Linked DNA regions of Mus musculus: region 2 is linked to region 1. A link is a loop called in an ENCODE intact Hi-C map of the cell type or tissue named here. Cell type or tissue: left cerebral cortex. All regions are shown on one strand. Links, peaks and the distances in the headings refer to the core of each region. The heading gives the core; the rest is flanking DNA.

Region 1 (9,631 bases), core at 464-8,463:
GAGATTCATAACATCATGACCTATGTGCTCTGGCTGTCTGCACTCCCTTCAAACCCTCTGTCCCTACCCCTGACCACCTGAGCCATCTGAAAGTCAGGCGTTCCTGCTCCCTTTGATAGGCTTGTAAATGCTTTTCATTTTAATCAACTTGCCTTAAACTTCCTTTTTCACCCACGTCTCATATAGCTAGAAGAGACAAAACTAGCAATACAATTTTCATGTATACATATATTATTTCAAATATATAATATTTCAAAAGTATTTACACAGAGAAAACACTGATAGTAGACTTCAGGCCACTAAGGAATATTATTTTCTTTTTCTGTGAGAATTTCCAAGGCTGCAGGTGTGGGGTGGTCAAGAATATGGATGGAGGCAGCCTTGAGTCAGGGCTACAGATGTGTGCCAACTTGTATGCCAGAAGTCAATTCATGATGACTTTAATTCATCTACAAAAAGATCATTAGGACCAGAGTTCATGGCAGGAAACGACCCATTGTAGAGGTTACAATGGTCATGATTTTGTGGGTGCTGTCCTGCCTCCTCCAGTCTCTAGTAGGCCCTCTCTCTTGAACTGGAAAGCACTCCTGAGCCCTCTTAGAACGTCTGAATCTTTCTCTGGTGCTTGAGAAAATTTTTCTGACTACTGCTGATCATGTGTTAATATGTTTCAGAGCATATCACGATGTTAAGTGAACATTTCCTTGCTCTTTTTCTTTCATTAGTTATTTTTTGTGTATGAGTATCTTATCTGCATGTAAATATATCTGGTTACTATGTGTGTAGCTGGCATCTGCAGAGACCAGAAGGTGGTACTGGATCCTCTGGGGCTGGAGTTACAGTTGTGAGCTCCATGTGGGTGCTGGGAACAGAACCTGGGTCCTCTGCAAAAGCAGCAATTGCTCTTAACTGCTGAGCCATCTTTGCAGCCCCTCTCTTAATGTATAGCTCTAGAGAATTCTTAGCAAGCACAAAGCGGGAAGCACAGCAACACATTTAAACCATCATACTGTGGTAACAAAAACCACCAAGAGGAGCAACAGGCCAGGCCATCTGAACATTATGCAAGGGCAAGGAACACCAGAGAGAAAAACAAAACAAAACAAAACAAAACAAGACCCCAAACAACAATAACAATAACAACAACAAAACAACCCATAAGGGACTTACCACTGGAATCCATACATTGTACTGTAAATAGATACAAATGATTGTGATTAGACAGAAAGAAGGCAAACTGTTTTCCAAAGGAGTGTGCAGATAGCAGCCTTTCTAGGCGGCACTGACTCCAACAGTAAGCATCAATCGTCCCCATGACACCCAGCCTTTCTGTAGACTTAGCTAGAAGCAGGGGCTGCCTCCTCATTCTTGCTTTTTGTGTAGGTACTACAGGTGAGATCCTTAGGGGTAGCCTTTCCTTGCCTTCTTCCACCCCCATCCTATCAGGCACATGTGCATCTCTTCGCCAGCCCCCTTTTATATCTGTGCCTACCCTTTAAGCTTTCCCCCATCCGCTTCACCATTTTGTTTGCCTTGGAAACTCTCCCAATGTTTGACATATCCTTACAATCGTAAGTATATGATTGCATGCTGCTTAATGCTAATTTTAAGGCCGTGGGATCCCCATTTTCTAAAATATGACTAGTCTTTAAGGAGGATGGTAATGATACAAGGAAAAGCCAGGCCAACGAGCAGAATTTGTGAACAGTTGGAAGCCAAAGTCTTAGTCAGAGAAAGTCACTAATAATGAACCAGGGCATTTTCACTCACCAATAGGTCCAGGAGTTTGCACTGAAAAGAAATTAGAATTGACATTAGTTTGAATGTTTTTGCTGAAGAGTTTTGTGTGTGTGTGTGCATTTTATTGGGGGGGCGGTGCAGAGCATGGGTGCAGGGACAGTGTTGAGATTGTGGAGAGCTAGGTCAGTCTGCAAACTATGAACAAAAGCACAGGCAACACTCACTGTGGGGCTGCTGTGGGCATAGGGAACAGTAGAGAAAGACAGAACCGTGCTTCCCCCTCTGCCAGCTTATATGAGGAACTGGCATTGAGTCAGATTTTTTTTTGAGTCACTGCCTACTATGTCCCAGGGGCATAAAGGTGTAGTAGGTGAGGGCCCTGTTCATCCCTCTCCCAGCTTCTAGCTATTTGGAGGCTAATGGTTGGGTCTGCTGTCTGAGTTTGATTAGCTTCAGAGTCTGAACAGTGAGTGAGCGGAGCCTTCTGCTTTTAATGAAGAGTTGGCTTTCAGTTGATGCTGCTTCGGCAATCTGAAGACTGGAAACCCATCACCTCGTTCTCAGTGTTGCTTATGTAGGAAGGAGCCTTGGTGGGTAGCATATATCCAGAATGGATAACTACAGACACCTGCTCAGAAGCTGTGGCCATGCCTCTTGTGGGATTTCTGTAGATTTGTGTACTCAGGGCCTCGAGGATCTGTGGGGGGAATTTTCCAGGACAGCGAAGCTTCTGTTTTGTTGGTTGGACCATGGAAGGGAATATTCTGAGGTGGCTTTTGAGCTTTGCAGAGTCCACAGTGAGGACAACTCTCAGGAAGGGGTTTGGCTGCTGCTGTCCTGCTGGCTGGCAGCTTTCTCCTGCTGAGGACACACTGAGTAGGCTGTATCAGACGGCTACCATAATCCTGTGAATTCAGAGTCAGGTCAAGACCCCCCCACTTTTCCCACTGTCTCAAGCCATGGTGCTTATGATGGAAAATGTCTGTGACTGACCCATCTGAACATGGCTTTCCAGATCCCCTGGGCTCTGAGCAGTTAGACAAGCTAGAATTTGGAGTATTTTGCAACATAATTTAGCAGTTCTGTGTGTGTATGTATGTGTGCATGTATGTGTGCATGTATGTGTGGCTTACAGGTTCAGAGTTTCAGTTCACGGTCATCATGGTGAGAAGCTTGGCATCATCAAGGCAAGCATGGCTCTGGAGGAGCTGGGAGTTCTACTTCTTGTTCCAAAGACAAACAACAGAAGACTGTCTTCCAGGCAGCTGGGAGGAGGGTCTCAAAGTCCATCTCCACAGTGACACACTTCCTCCAGCAAGGCCACACGCCTCCTAACAGTGCCACTCCCTGGGCCATGCATATTCAAACTGCTATAGCAAGTGTGTGTGTGTGTGTGTGTGTGTGTGTGTATGTGTATGTTGTGCGTGCGCGCGCACACACACACACACACACACGCACACACAAGCACATGTGAGTGTATGCCCTTGTTCTTGTGGTAGAGCTTTAGAATATCTGCTAAGTTAATGCCAGCCAGCCACATGACCTTCACATGGGTACAAGATACTCTGTTTCCTCCATTTTCCTTCGTCTCCATCTTTGTACCGCCGTGTGTGCCTGTTCTATTCTTCCTGTTCTCAGCCGTGTCTGATCTCCCACCTGCTGTCTCCCTCACTCTTCTTCCCATTTCTCTTCTGTTTGTCCAGCTTTGCTTTTCTTTCTCTCTTTAGCTGCCATCTTCCTTCTCTTTTACTTTGTGGTTGCTTTTAAGCTTTCTCTTCTGTTAGGCCTGTTCTTTCTCCAGTTCAGCATGTTCTGTAACCTGCTTGTGACGCCCAGCAACGGTAGCAGAAGGACTAAGAGTCTTCTTTATTAAGGTCAGCTGTGAGGCCTACCTATGTTATCTTCACCACAGTCAGCATTTTGAGGTCCAGGGAAATAATGTAAACGGCAAAGAGATGTTACAGAGTTAGCCATCCATGGCGTGGTCGTGAAATTCAAAACAAAGCTTAATTTTTGTTCGTAAGACTATAAAATGGTGAGCAAAAAAAAAAAGTTTATGTGTGTCTAGGACTCAATTCATAAAGCTATAAGATGAGCAACTTTTTCTTGGCACCCAGACACTCCTTATAGTGTTTCTGTGGAAAAATGTAAATCAGGGAAGTCACAGTTGCCATGGAAGTTGGCGACAATAGAAGCTGACTGTCCTGGAGAAAAGTCATCTGAGAACTTGGAAGTCAAAAGAAGTTTGATGTTTCCATCACTTACAGGATGAACAAAATTCGTGGAAGCCATGAGGGTTTCGGGGCTCTATTGAAAGTCTTTGTTGTGTGCTGGCTCCGTAGGGCTGGATAAGGACTAGTGGGTCAGGAAGAGGCAGCCCATAGGCTGATTTTTTTCACTTTGGGTTCCACTGCCATAGTTAATATCCTTTTACTGTGGAGCCTGGTTTACTGCTACCCTGGGGAGCTCTGGAAAACGATGATCAAGCAGTGGGAGTGCTCTGTCTTTGGGTCTATGGGTACAGATGATTGGCATGAAAACGAACAGCTACCCTAAGTCTCTTGAGGGTCAAGAGGTGCAACGGAGACGCAGGTGACTTACGGAAGGTTTTTTGAGTCAGTTCTGGAAAGAAACAGAACAGAAGTTAGCAGGTGTCCTGAGCTCTGACTGCCCTCATCTATGTGCCTCCTCAGCTGGGGTCTGAACTTCGAGCCTAATGGAGGCTATAGCAAGCTCGTTCCCTTGCTATGAGTGCTCGAACAAGCTCAGGCAGGGAAAAGACCTTTGCCCAACAGTCCCCCTGGGATGTGGGTGCCCAAGGTTTAACTTAAACCCTTGCAAAGGACTAGACAAACCCTCCCTGCTGGAACTCTTTTCCCCTCCCACTGTCCTCCCTCACACTCTTGTGTGGCATGATGTTGGTGAGCCCCTTGTTGGTTCTATGGGGGTTCTGTCTCTGCTTTGTCAGTATTCACAACCCAGAGGTGACCCACTGACATGCCAGGGGGAGGAGAAACAAAAAGGCGAAGAAAATGACACAATGAGACCTTTGAGACTCCACCATGAAGAGCAGGAGAATACCTGTTAGTTGTCACAGAAAAAGCATGAGCTCTACAGTTTAGAAGGGACAATAAACTTACTGATAGGTCCTGTAGCTCCGGCTAGAGAGATGGGGAGAGAGATCATTATGCTTAATTGATGTGAAGGTAATACCTAATAACTGAATACCCATCTTTCAACATTGTGCATGGAAATGCTAGGAAAACCCAGGGTGGCTTGTATTGCTAGTCATAGGCAGCCCTCCAATTGCACAACACTGGGAACATGTAAGACTGGAGGCTTCTTTTCATTCTGTGATGAATTGCCTTAGACAATCAAGAAAGACGATGTGGGGTTTGTAATGCATATATTTCTCTTCTTGTGTTTCCTTAGAGACTTATGGTTTGAGAAATATAATTTCCTTTTCTGAGGGGTGACTATACTGCCCCCTAGTGTTCTTTTATTAAGTCAGCTTGTGGGATAGGTCACTGCATGGCATGCATGGCCTCTTTGCAAACTGTAAGGAGGTATGTCCACTCACACCTCTGCAGGTTTGCTATGCACAGGGCTAGAGTGGAGGACAAATACTCACGAATAGGTGCCGAGAACTGCACTGTAATGGGAACAAGAGTGTATCAATGTGGTTGACAGTTGCAGAATCTGCATGCCACCAATATTCACCAAAGAAATCACAAAGCAACTCAATGGGGGTGAGGGTGGGGTAGCGCTAATACAAAGATGGCAGCTATCTCAGAGAGAGCAGAGACTTTCCATCAGAGCAAGTTATCGAGGACCCACCCATCTTAACAAATAAATATTTAATAAAAATATAAAATGACAATAAAATAAAGATGTAAGAACTACTTGACGTTCCCTTGTCTTTTCTTCTTTTTAAAGTTATTTGTTTTATGCATGAGTATACTGTCACTGTCTTCAGACACACATCAGATCCCATTATAGATGGTTGTGAGCCACCATGTGGTTGCTGGGAATTGAATTTAGGACCTCTGGAAGAGCTCTTAACTGCTGAGCCATCTCTCCAGCCAGACGTTCCCTTTTCTTAAACTCAGTGATATTTCATGACACCTTGTCTTAGGTCTTGGATATCAGGAAGTGCTCTAAACTTTTAATGTGATCAGGAAACATGCATGGAAAATCCTTCCAGACAAGAGTTGGGGCAGGTGGGGTACAAAGAGGGTAGGATCCCAGATCTCATAGAAGGACAAAGAGGTTAAAAAAAGAACTCACTTATAGGTCCAATGGTTCCAGCTAAAATATTGGAAAAATAAACCAAAATCAGTTAGTTCTCTAGCAGAGGTAAACAGTTTGCATCAAAATTCTTTTTGGGAAATTCCAAAACCAAAGCCAACAGTGCCGTTTTCACTCCGATGGGCAGCACGAGCTGGGGTCAGCCCCCTCCCGGGGAGAGTAAGTGCGATGTCAACATACCTATCGCTTTCCTGTTAGCTGGCCATCTCCAACTGTTTAGCTAGAGTCTATGGCCTCATCTTCTGAAGGAGACATTGGAATTCCTATCTTTGTGATGAGTTAGATCCTTGTTCACCAGAGTAACCTGGCTTGCCATGGTGGTATGAGACAGACTGAAGCTATTCTAGGCAGGGATTGTGGGTGAAGGAATCCAGAGCCTAGACTCCCGTGCTCAGCAAAATAGCATTCTCCTTGTGCAGGGTGTGACTCATGAGCCCTGACTCTGACATTCTTTTTCCTCTTGCTTTCAGGATTAACCTATTCTAGGTATGAACAGCCTCAGAAATCTGAGCAGACACTTTAACAAATCCACTAAGCCCCAAGGAGGTTCACTTTTCTTGTTAGTCACATGCTGTTGTGTGGAGACTCCACAGGGATGGAGAAGCTGACTCAGTTGGGGTCAACCGTGCTCTGCTTTTATTTCCTTTCTAAGTGCAGAAGATTCAGATCCTATAGCATGATGAAACTCAAATTTTAATGTATGTGTAAATCACCCAGTGACCTTGACAAACCAGTGACCTTGACAAACACAGGGTCTGATTAGTAGGCCAGGGGTGGACACCAGGCTGAGGTTCGGTATCTCCATCAGAATCTAAGGTGATTCCCCCCTGGGGCTGCAGGGGACTGATCAAATGTCCTATCAGCTGTCCTCATGTCTCCTGCTCTGCATCACATAGCTCCTGACAGATGATTGTTACAATGCCACCTGCAATAGTCTCCAGGCCCTTCTTCTAGACTTGTGCTCACATGCACACACCACAGCACACACCACAGCACACCACAGCACACCACAGCACACCACAGCACACCACACCACACCACACCACACACACACCACACCACACCACACTCTTCACTCCTCCCACAAACCATCACTGATGGTGTGGGGACCCTCCATCTATAGGCTGGTGCTCTCTGAATGCCATGGAGCCCTCTCTCCATTGCTGAGGAGGACACCGTGTTAGTCTTTTCCCTCGAGTGTCACTGGAGCTTTAAGAAGAGAGACAGTTCTACGTTTTGCTAGTCTGTCTGTCCCTGACAAGTCTCCCTTTGCAGCTGGTACTGCAGGTTTGGGAGGGGTTCTATCTCACAGGGGCGCCCAGTATGTCAAGAGCAGGGAAGGAAGGGGAAGAGTGGGCAGTGGTCACAGGAGGAAATAGAGGTGCCAGGGCAGTAAATGTCAAAGCTGTTCTGTGTAGTGAGGCAAAGCTGCTGAGGATCAAATGCAGAGAGGAACTTACAGATGTCTCCAGCGTTGCCGGCTAAAACAGAAACACAAAACCTTAAGTTTCGAAGGAGCATGACTCAGGGCATTTGTTTTTTTTTTTTTTTTTTTGTGGGGAGGGTGGGTGGGGAGGGATTCAGGCCAAGCATTCACGGAGTCCTCCATGTGGGAGGATTCTGGGAAGTCAGTGCATTTCCTCTGGTTGTTTAAGAGACTGAGGCCACCCTCTAAGGTTATTAACCTAGACTGTTTTGTAAGTGCTTCACCTGGCCCCAGGATTGTCCTCATGCTTTTAACTGAGTGAACTTGGGTTTTTGTTAGCAGACTCTTCACTGGGTTGCATAAAGCGGTGGAACTGTTACTTAAAGGAACTTGAAAGGAGGGCAATTTCCACACTGGGAGGGACAGGAAGAGTCAAACAGCTTCCTCTGTCTGAGTGTGTCTCCTTACCGCCCTTCATAAGCCCCCCCCAGAGCAGGCATTGCATAGCAGACCCAGGAATAGAGTTAGAGTTTGGGGAAACGTACTCAGAGGTTCGGATAAGGACTTGGTGCTTCTTGTTCTACCTGTAATAGAAATCAAGAACATTCCTGAAAACCACAACTGGTTGAGATACAGAAATCAACTGTATTTTAGGTGCTCACCCCCAATTAATACATCTACAGTCCAACATGTGAGGCTTAGAAAACATCTCTGAAAAGGGGCGGAAAGACTGTCAGGGCTGGAGGATCAAGACAGCTAGCTGCTGAGAGACAGTTTTTTCAAAAGAGAGGACATGGTGTGGGACTGGTAGATCCCATTACTGGTAGTAATCAATATGGTCAAAATAAACTATATACAATTCTCTAAAGGTTCATGAAAATATTACAAAAAGGGAAGAACTGTGAGCTTCCAGTTTAGACCACAGAGGGCTGGTGATTCTATTCCCTCCTCCCAGATATGGTTCAGAGTCTTGAGGTTATAGACCTAAGTGTCACCTCCTCTGTCTTCATGCTTCCCTACTTCTTATCCTTCTAGCTGTTTGAAATCTTTCAAGTTTATTGTTGTGATTACTTAGGTAACTGGTTTAAGCTCTCAGGAGAGACTTGCCTATGTTCATACAACTAAGGAGTGGGATGCAGCTCCAGGCACCTTGACAACAGTCCTCCATACATCAGAAAGATGTTAGTCAACACTCAGGCATGAGTTAAAAGTGTCTGTGAGCAGAAACTCCCCTGGGGTGGTTGTAGCTAGACAGGGCTGTGGTCAAAGGAAGACTCTCTTGTGTTAATAGAATGTGAAGATACAGAAGGGAGCTGAGGAGCTGAGGAGCTGAGGAATGTGTGGCCAAAGGCATGAGTTTGCTTAGGTTGGCACTGCCTTGCAGAGAAATGTTCTGAAGGTATGAGGCAGCTCTCCAGAATCATGAGCTATGAGCCCTATCACCCTGGCTTATTGGAGAACAGGTAAGAAAGGGGGTGGTCCTCTGCCTAGTATGGGAACTCAATGACATAACATTGTGAAAATAGAAGAAAAACTCACTTGGCGGTTCTTGAGCAATAGCTGAAGAAGGGTACAAAAAAAATCAAGTTAATGTGGATAGTGGTTCACACATTGCACCTTTACCCCCGAATCTATCAGGAGAATCTCCCAGGATACACTAGGTCTTCCATTGCCCAGTAGGCACAGCACCATCTCTCTGCCTGGTCAGGACTAAGTTCTTAAGAACATAGGTTTGGGATCCCCTTCCCGAGGGTACCACAGTTAGGGGAATACTTATTGCGACAGTGTCTTGACACTACCTTGCTTTGATAGCTGGACAGCCCTCTCATTTGGTGATCACAGAACAGGAGAGGAGAAGTGATTGCTGGGTCCTTACAGTATTGTATGGTAGCTCTATAGTTAATAACATATATTTAATGATATAAGATTGTGAAAATAGAAAAAAACTCACTTTGTGGTCCTTGGTTTATAGCTGAAGAAGAGTAGAAAAAAGAAAAAAAATTGAGTTAGTCTAGACAGTGGTTGTGATGGCTTGTATATGATTGTCCCAGAGTGTGCCACTATTAGGAAGTGTGGCCTTGTTGGAGTAGGTATGTCACTGTGAGTGTGGGCTTTAAGACTCTAGTCCTAACTCTCTGGAAGCCAGTATTCTCCTAG
Region 2 (9,631 bases), core at 660-8,659, 180 kb before region 1:
CACTGGCCCATACAGGGTACCAGAAAGTGCCTTCCAGCCCGCTCAGAGTGGTCCATGCATTTAATCCCAGCACTTGAGAGGCAGAGGCATGGTGATCTCTGTGTTAGAAGCCACATGGGCTGTCCTGAATTACATAGGAGTTCCAGGACCGCCAGGACTAAATAGACCCCGTCTCAAAAAAACAAAACAAAACAAACCTCAGAACTGCCTTCCATTACGTTGAAGTTATTTTTATTCTTCTGTGGTGTGGCTGGATGCCTAGCTTCACTATTAGATTATTTATGTATTTTGTGTATGTGAGTATTTTGTCTGCATATACACCTGCACACCAGAAGATGGCATCAGACCATTGTGTGCTGAGTCCTGGGAGAACAGCCAGCCCCCTTGAACTCTATGTAGCCGAGGATGACTATGAACTGTGATTCTCCTGACTTAACGTCCTGAGTGCTAGGATTACAGGTGTGCGTCATCATGCCTCCTGGTTCCTGTGATACTTGAGGTCCAAACTCAGGGCCTCGGGCGCACCGGGCAGGCTCTTGACCCGTTCCTTCCCAACTCCTGCTAACTGTTGTTTTTTACTCAGATCCTCACCACGATGACTTGTACCTCAATGCCAGCAGCTTTCTGGCCCTCATCAATGGGGAAAGAGACCATCCCAATGCCACTGGTAAGACCGCCACTTCCACCTGTGTCCCCTCTTCTCTTCCTCCCTAAACCTGGCCTGACGCCTATGGCTGACTCATCTCTCCCCTGTCTCTACAGCATGGCGGAAGAACTTCCTTCGCGTGGGCCGTCTGGTGCTGATTGGGGGTCCTGATGATGGCGTTATCACTCCCTGGCAATCTAGGTAATGTGGGATCATAGAGGCTGAAGACTGGCTCTCTAACCCCCACTAATCTTGATCTCCCAAACCTGGCCTATTAGGGGCCCCTAGAGCAGATGTTCTTTTAGAGACAGACAGGGTCCCAGTGCATAACTCTGGCTTGATGGGTGGACCTCTTGTCTTTGTGTCCCAAATGACTGGCATTATTAACCACACCCACTCTTACTTGGCAGGGCTGGGGATCAGACCCAGGGACTTTCACATGCTAGGCAAGTATTCTGCATACTTGAAATTAGAAATTAGAGTCTGAGGCAAGATCACTTGAGCCCAGGAGTTCAGTATGGGTGTGGGCAAGACAATGAGATCGCTTCACTAAAACACACACGGATATTTTTTTCCAATTTTTTATTAGGTATTTTCTTCGTTTACATTTCAAATACTATCCTGAAAGTCCCCCAATACCCCCCGCCCCCCGCAAAACAGATATATTTAATGCCAGCAATAGTTAATCCTAGCACTTGGGGCAGCGGCAGGTGGATCTCTGTTTCAGGCTACATAGTGAGACTGTCAAAACAAAACAGAACAAAATACCAATGCAGTCAAGCAAGCAAGCAAGCAAGCAAACTGGTATAAAAAGTTTGCCAAAAATTTTGGCAGCTGGAGGTGTGTCTCAGCTGGTAGCATGCTTATCATGCCTGAGGCCCCACATTCAGTCACAGGGGCCACATGCCAGGAGGTAAGAGGAGGGTCAGAAACTCAAGGTCATCTTTGGACTACCTAGTGACAATGAGGCCAGCCTGGGCTACATAAGACCCAACCTCAAAAACCACTTTTTTTTTTTTTTTTTAAGATTTATTCATTATATGTAAGTACACTGTAACTGTCTTTAGACACCCCAGAAGAGAGCATCAGATCTCATTACTGGTGGTTCTGAGCCACCATGTGGTTGCTGGGCTTTGAACTCAGAACCTTCAGAAGAGCAGTCAGTGCTCTTAACTGCTGAGCCATCTCGCCAGCCCAAACTACATATTTATACATACATAATTTTGAAGTGATCACGGATTCTTAGGAGGGTTGAGAGATGGTTTATCATGGTACTGTGCTTGTTCTGGAGATTTTCCTAGAGGCCATATCGTAGGTAACTAGAACATTGTATCAAAGTCAGACTGCCGGGTGAGGTAGCACACACCTTTAATCCCAGCACTCAGGAGGCAGAGGCAAGTAGATCTCTGAGTTCAAAGCCAGCATGGTCTATATAGTAAATTCCAGGGCAGCACAAAGAAGCCCTGTCTCAAAAAAAAACAAACAAAAAAAACCAACCAGCCGGGCGTGGTGGCGCATGCCTTTAATCCCAGCACTCTGGAAGCAGAGGCAGGCAGATTTCTGAGTTCAAGGCCAGCCTGGTCTACAGAGTGAGTACCAGGACAGCCAGGACTACACAGAGAAACCCTGTCTCGGAAAACAAAAACAAAAACAAAAAACCAAAAAACAAACACACACAAAAAAAACACCAAACAAAAATCTCCAGAAGACCAAAGTCAGGACTCTGATGTCACTACAGTGTAAGAATGAGGGTCCGCCATCTTATCTCATTCCGCAGGAAAGCTGATGGCTCCGCAGCACTGCACACCTGTCTCTGGTGTGTCGTCATGAGTTGATCTGGGAGCCTGACATTTACTCAAGCAAATATTTATTGAGTGCCGTGTGTGCCCAGGTGCCGTTCTGGGCTCTGGGGAAACAGCAATAAAGAACGTCCCTAAAGACAGTAGATCAGAAATACTGGTGGCAGGTGCGGTGAAAGAACAGGTCTGGTGGAGTCTGTGGGGAGGGAAGTGTCCTTGAAGGAGCTGCCATCTGAGCAGGCCTGAGGAAGTAAGGGAAGGCACATGCCATGGGAGGCCATCCCTGTGAGGATTGGGGAAGGCAGTAAGAGGCAGCAGCCGTCAGGCCCTCGAGCTGTTTTTTATTGTGACAAACTGTAGCTGAGCATAGTCTGCTCAACTGTAATCCCAGGACCTTTGAGGCAGAGGCAGAAGGATATTTCTGACGGTGGCCAGCCTGGGCTACCAATTAGACTCTACTCAAAACAATAATGAGCTGAGAGGGTGTATTTGGTCAGCACGCTGAAGTCCCGGGCTCAATTTTTGTTGTAATTGTTGCTTGCTTGTTTTGGGAAAAAGGGTTTTCTCTGCCTAGCCTGGAAGTAGCTCTGTAGACAAGGCTAGCTTTGAACTCACGGAAATCCTTCTGCCTCTTGAAAGATTAAAGGCCTGTGCTACCACACGTGGCTCCTGGATTTGATTTTAGCACTAGGAGGAGAGAAGGACAGATAGACAGAATTGTAGTAGATAGGTAGGCAGAAGTTATAATTTTTATTTTTTTTAGCTTTTGTGAGACAGAGTAGCATGTAATCCAGGATGGCTTCAAGTTTGTTGTACAGCTACAGATGTAGATATTTATTACCATGTCAAGTTTATATAATGCTGGGCATAGGACCCAGAACCCAGTGCATGCTTGGCAGTCACTCTGCCAGCCCAACTGCATACCCAACCTTAGAAATTATGGTTTTTAAAGGTTTAGTTTTGTGGCATTAGCTTCATTAACACTTGTGTAAGTTAACCTTTATCCCTCTGGAAAACATTGTCCACTAAACTGAAGTTTCACACTCCTTAAACATTCCCCTCCTCCAACTCCTGACAGCCAGTGTGCTTGCTTTTTAACAAATACAGAAGCTGAAGAGGTGCTCAGTGGTTAAGAGCACTGGCTGCTCTTGTAGACGACCCAGGATTGGTTCCCAGCAACCACATGGCGCCTCACAGAGACACTTAATGCTTGTGGTGCACATACATATATGAAGGCAAAATACCCATACACATAAAATAAAAAAAGATAAATAAATAAAAATAGACTGGGCTGGCCATGGTGGCACACTTGTTTAATCTCAGCACTAGGAGGTGGATCGTGGAGTGCAAAGTCAGCCTGGTCTACATAATGAGTTCTAAGACAGCCAGGACTGCAAAGTGAGACTCTGTCTCAACAACAAATAAAATATTCTAGGTGGGATTGGAAGATGTTAGGAGGATTGAAGAAGGAGTGACAACCTTCCCAAATAAAAACAGTGCAAGAGTAAGGGTGGCTTTTACATACACAATGGCATTTCATGTGTAAAAAAAAAAAACCGCCATGGTTGTAATAGCTCATGGTTAAATAGCATATGGTCTGTTGCAAGCCTCTCCCTTTTAGGATTTATTAGTTTTCAGTTTACATATATTGATATACTTTGAGTATGCTCATGTACATATGTCTATATGAACATACGTGGAGAATCAGAGGCTGGCTTGTTTCCTTCCACTATGTGGGTCTGTAGGGTTGAACTTAGTTTGTCAGGTTTGGCAACAGGCACCTTCACCTGCTGAGCCAGAAGAAGGTGTCAGATCCCCTGGAGCTGGAGTTACCTGCAGCTGTGAGCACTACTCCCATCCCCCACCACCTTTGTGGGTATGGGAATGGAATTTGCATCCTCTGAAAGAGCACTAGGTGCTGAGCCATCTCACTAGCCCCTCCCTTACCTAGCTCACTTGGGGGCGGTAGTCACTGGCCTTATCAGGACCCATGGGACAGGGACTCTCAGGCTTGCCTACGCTTGCATTAGCAATTGGTAAGAGCAGACTGTCCATAGCGTTTCCCTTCCCCTCCACGAGGGGGAGCACTTTTACACAGGATGATGGGCATTAGCTTTAAGATTTAGTTATTTTATGAGTGCTCTATCTGCATGTCACCTGCACGACAGAAGAGAGGGCATCTGATCTCATTACACATGATTGTGAGCCGCCATGTGGTTGCTGGGAATGGAACTCAGGACCTCTGGAAGAGCAGCCAGTGCTCTTAACCGCTGAGCCCAGAGTTTTATAGCCAGAGCTGGAGTCCCGCACTCCCACTCCCCACACCTGCTAACCCAGCTCTTCTGTTCCTGCTGTATCACCTTGTCGCCCTGTTTGGCTAGGGCTTGCTTCCCTGGCCAGGACTCACTCCTAGCCTGCTTTCTTCTCACTCCCACAGTCTCCGGGCCTTTTATTGAAATATGGTCTCTCGTTATGTAGACCAGGCTGGCCTTGAACTTACTGAGATCCACCTGCTTCTGCCTCCCCAGTGCTGAGGTTATAGACAGAAGCCACCATACTTGGTTCTTGAATTTCTTTTTTAAGGATTTTTATTCTGGGTCATGTGTAGGCGTGTGTGCATATGTGGATTTGTGTGCGTGCAGATAAAGCATCCTAGGGAGAGCGGCCATTGCTCTTACCTGCTGCTCTTACCTGTCTCTCCCGCTCCCAAACTTAAGGTGTTTGCTTTTTAAAAAAGTATTTATTTGGAACAGGATCTCTCTCTGTGTAGCCCTGGCTGTCCTGGAACTCACTCTGTAGACCAGGCTGGCCTGGAACTCAGAGATCCACCTGCTTCTCCGCCTCCCGAGTGCTGGGATTAAAGGTGTGCAACACCACGACCAGGCAATTATTTTATTTAAAATTTTATGTGTATGACTGGTTTGCTTGTGTGTGTATCATGCGCATGCCTATATTCAGGGAGGCCATGAGATGGCATAGATGTCCTGCAACTGGGGCTACAAAGGGTTGGGAGACGCCATGTTGAGTGCTGGGATTGAGCCCAACTCCCCTGGAGGAGTGGCTGGCTATGCTGTTCTGAACCAGTTCTCTAGATCTTAAATTCTATCTTTATTATTTATTTATTTATTTATTTATTTATTTATTTATTTATTTTGGTTTTTCGAGGCAGGGTTTCTTTGTGTAACAGGCTGGCTATGCTGTTCTGAACCAGTTCTCTAGATCTTAAATTCTATCTTTTTTATTTATTTATTTATTTATTTATTTATTTATTTTGGTTTTTCGAGGCAGGGTTTCTTTGTGTAACAGAACCCTGGCCGCAGGACTCACTTTTTATACCAGGCTGCCCTCGACCTCTGCTTCCCAAGTGCTGGGATTAAAGGCGTGTACTACCGCAGATGCCCCCTAACTTCTTAGCCTTTGAGTGTGCTCTAGGCTGCCTGTCTCCCGGGGCCATGAGTCTCTGTGGGGGCACTAATGCACATGAATTTTCCTTGGTTCTCCTGATAACCTCTATGCACATACATGTCTTTGCAGCTTCTTTGGTTTCTATGATGCCAATGAGACAGTTCTGGAGATGGAGGAGCAGCCGGTAAGCCCCTCCAAAGACTTGCCTTCCCCCTCCCTTTGTCTCCACTTCACTCTGGGGCTCCTTCTGCCTCTGACTCCTGCTTCATGAGGGAGGGAGAGGTTGGTCTGGACATGAGCAGCGTCTCACTCCTGTCTCTCTTTCTTCCATGTTTCCATGGCCCTCGGCCCACCTCGAAGGTGTATCTTCGAGATTCTTTTGGGTTGAAGACTCTCCTGGCCCGGGGGGCCATAGTGAGGTGTCCCATGGCTGGCATCTCTCACACCACGTGGCACTCTAACCGTACGCTCTACGATACTTGCATTGAGCCGTGGCTCTCCTGAAGATGTCCTCAGTGGTCTCCAGGAATTCCCCAGCCCAGAGATCAAGCGGTGGCCTTGGGAAGCAGATGCCAGGCTCTGGCATGCCTGCAACCATCTTGTCATTCCCACACTGCCCGACCCCCACCAGGGCTCCCCTCCCCCCTCCCCCCCTGCTCCTCTGTGAATGACAAGTCCTGGTCCCCTACCTCATGTCCTCACTTGGGGACGCCTCCACGCTCTCCCTTTCTGCCACGGCTGAGGTTGGGAAGCAAGTGCCAGGTTTTTAACTGTGGCTTCACCGCTGCTGTTGCTTCTCCGGGTCTGGCTGTATCGGAGGAGAACCCAGCCCCTGCCCACCTCAGGGGTCTTCTTCCAGGCCACTCAGGACATTTTTAGCTTCTGTTATCCCCGTTTCCCTCTTTTCTCAACTTCCCTGTGGCTAGCCTCCCCACCAAGAGGGGCACCCATAAGAGGGGGTGTTCTGAGGCTCCCCTATGGGGACAATTCCACTTTTGAAGTGTCAGTGTTGGGGAATATCTGTGGCCTGCAAGGCCCATCTCAGGTTTGGGGATCCCCCAGTCCCTATGATCAGTGTTGGGGTATCCCCTGGGAGCCTAGGTTCTTTGAGGCCCCAGCCCCTCTTTTAACTACCCTTGAGTGGGTGGTCCCTGTATTTATAGAAATAAAAGATCCATTTCCTCAGCGTGGCTTGGCTTATTCCCAGGTGAAGGGGAACTGGGCTCCCCCAGGAGGGTGGGAATAGAGAGCCTGGGGCCTGGATGCCCGGATGCTTGGTCTGGGGTGGGGACCCCCTTGGTGTTTCCTTCCTCTCAATGCCCATTCTGTGTGGGTTCCTGACTCTGCGGGTTCTTTCCTGCTGAAGACAATTCTCTTCCTGTCCCAGCCTAGGGTTAGGGGGCTAAGCCCCAGGCTCTGCCAGTTTGGGCCTCGGCCTCATGGGTGGAATTGACATGCCACCCCCAGACTAGACAAGGGGGCTGAGGGTCAGAGTGGGCATGTGTCATCCCCCTTGACCTTTGGAGGCCAGGACCGGGTGAGGGGCTGTACAGTGAATCTCCCTTTGCCTGGGAGGAGGAATTTAGACTGAGACAATAGGGCCCTGTCTGTTCTGGCTTGGGGGTGGTGCCCCTCAGCCCCCAACAAATGCCATCAAGAGATGGAGACAGTTTTTCCCTTGGTGCCTTGGGCTGCCCCTGCCCTTCTGTGACGGCCGCTTTCTTTCCTCAGCCGATCTGGCCTACTTGGCCATGACCTGCTCTTGCTTTGTCTCCCGCCCTCTCTCCCTGCCCTCACATTATCCCACAGTCTCTTAGGCTGAAAGGGGGTGGGGTACTGGTTGCTATTAGAGCCGGGAACTTCTGATTTGGGGTCCATAATTCAGGGACCTCCGAAATTGTGTAGGTCCTGCTGGAGCAACACTTGGCTGAAGAGAAGAAGGTGAGGAAGGCAGGGCCTGTCTACTGAGCCAACCAGCCTGGGTCTGAGGAGCTAGTGGGAGGGAGACTGCTGTGTGGTCCAGCCCCTCTGCATCTTCTCAGCCAGAGAGGCCCACCCACCAGTGTAAGCTGCGGCTGCTGGGGCTGTTGCTGCTGCAGCCTCCTGGACAGGGAAACAGGTAGGAAGAGGAGAAGTGGGTAGGTAGGGAGAGGAAGTCAGTGGTGGGAAGAACCCACATCACTTCACCTTCCAGTGGGGACGAGGGAGGGGGAGGGCTTCTGAGTGAGGGGTGTCGGTATGATGAGAGTGTGGGGGAGCGGTGGATGCTTGGGTCGGGGTATAAGGTGTGTACACTTGTGAAGGTGACATATTCTAAGGCAGTGTGCAAGGGATGTGCAGGAAGGCTGGCCAGGAGCATTTAGAGTGGTGAGCCTGGCTGAGGACGGAGGGACCATGACTTGGTACTGGCAGGGCACGTTGGTTAGGTGTGCAGGCCACTGCAGACCATGGGAGTGGCTTGGGAAAGTCAGTGTCCTGACCACCAAGTCAGATTGCTTTAGGAGGGCCTCACCTAGAGACCCAAGGAGAAGGGAAGAGCTCCAATAACCACTTGTCTGCAGCCCTCAGAGTGAGGGAGCCATGGGGCTCTGGGCTGAGCTGTGCATTTCCCTACGAGGACTCTCATTCTTCCTGGTGCTGATGACGGGCGAAGGGACCAGAGGAGGATCTTTCAAAGAGAGGTGACAGCCAATGGGGAGGGCTTTGCTGGGATGGGGTTTGCCATGGGACAGAAAATTGAAAGTTCAGAATGAAGGCGAGATGCCAGGGTGGGAGGGGGGCGCCTGGTCTCAGCTGTGTGAGGTGCTGAGGGCCCGACACCCTCCTCCTCCCTGGTGTGCCTACAGTTTGGGAGTGTGCTCCAAGCAGACGCTGCTGGTTCCTCTCCGTTACAACGAGTCCTATAGTCAACCGGTGTACAAACCCTACCTGACCTTGTGTGCGGGGAGGCGCATATGTAGCACCTACAGGTGAGAGGTGAAGCCCCTAAGGCTCCCAGGTCTCAAAGGGACCCCAAGAGGCAAGTCCAGGATGGGTACCTACAGATATGAGCCTGCTTCTGTGTTCTAGGACCACATACCGTGTGGCCTGGCGGGAGGTGAGGCGGGAGGTACCACAGACACACGTGGTGTGCTGTCAGGGCTGGAAGAAGCCACACCCAGGAGCTCTCACCTGTGATGGTGAGGAGGCTGGGACTTCAGGCTGTGGGAGGCTTGCTGGGAGCTGGCCCTGTGTCTGGGTCTTAACTGTCTTCTCAAATGGACCCCAGCCATCTGCTCCAAGCCTTGTCTTAATGGAGGTGTCTGCACTGGACCAGACCGGTGCGAGTGTGCCCCAGGCTGGGGAGGAAAGCATTGCCACGTGGGTGAGCAGGATGGTCCCCCTCCCCCTGTCACACACATACACACACACACATGGGCAATGGGGGTGGGTGCTGAGATGGGGACTGCCCCACTCACCCTGCATCCTGCCTGCCCCCTTGAGCTCTCTTCTCTTTCTGGTAACTAGATGTCGATGAATGCAGGGCCAGCCTTACCCTCTGCTCTCATGGCTGCCTCAACACACTGGGCAGCTTCTTGTGCAGCTGTCCACACCCCCTGGTGCTGGGTCTCGATGGACGCACCTGTGCAGGGGGGCCTCCAGAGTCCCCGACAAGTGCCAGCATCCTCAGTGTGGCAGGTGAGTGTGGGTTGCCTGTGGGGTGGGCCTGGTCTGTGCTGCGGGGGAAGGCCACACTCTCTTTTTCCTTTGTCCTAGTTCGGGAAGCAGACAGCGAAGAGGA

Evidence for each region. A loop is a pair of places that touch in the nucleus more often than their neighbours do. Peaks named below come from ENCODE experiments on the same cell type or tissue, not always from the same donor. Only the 100,000 strongest peaks of a DNase experiment are listed, where the experiment ranks them.
Region 2: it touches region 1 in a loop (9-fold over the local background); 18 of 42 quality-filtered maps call a loop at or near these places.

What each region holds. Positions count from the first base shown.
Region 1 is chr17:34,435,598-34,445,228 of GRCm38, reverse strand. It overlaps BC051142 (cDNA sequence BC051142), which reads right to left. Exons shown (of 20, transcript NM_001001177.2): 7 at 4,342-4,362; 8 at 1,771-1,791; 9 at 1,171-1,191. Among named protein-coding and RNA genes, the nearest start is that of Btnl4, 36 kb to the left of the region's middle. In left cerebral cortex, for the core only: a CTCF peak has its summit at 5,230 (motif pointing left); DNase peaks (open chromatin) are centred at 6,479, 6,976, 7,522, 7,870 and 2 more places.
Region 2 is chr17:34,614,067-34,623,697 of GRCm38, reverse strand. It overlaps Egfl8 (EGF-like domain 8), which reads left to right and starts at 7,727. Exons shown (of 9, transcript NM_152922.3): 1 at 7,727-7,791; 2 at 8,412-8,531; 3 at 8,697-8,819; 4 at 8,920-9,029; 5 at 9,119-9,214; 6 at 9,358-9,528; 7 at 9,607-9,631. The coding sequence starts at 8,431. It overlaps Ppt2 (palmitoyl-protein thioesterase 2), which reads left to right. Exons shown (of 9, transcript NM_001302396.1): 6 at 584-667; 7 at 763-847; 8 at 5,980-6,034; 9 at 6,211-7,036. The coding sequence ends at 6,354. In left cerebral cortex, for the core only: a CTCF peak has its summit at 4,516 (motif pointing right); DNase peaks (open chromatin) are centred at 4,521, 5,064 and 7,778; H3K27ac peaks cover 1,358 bases.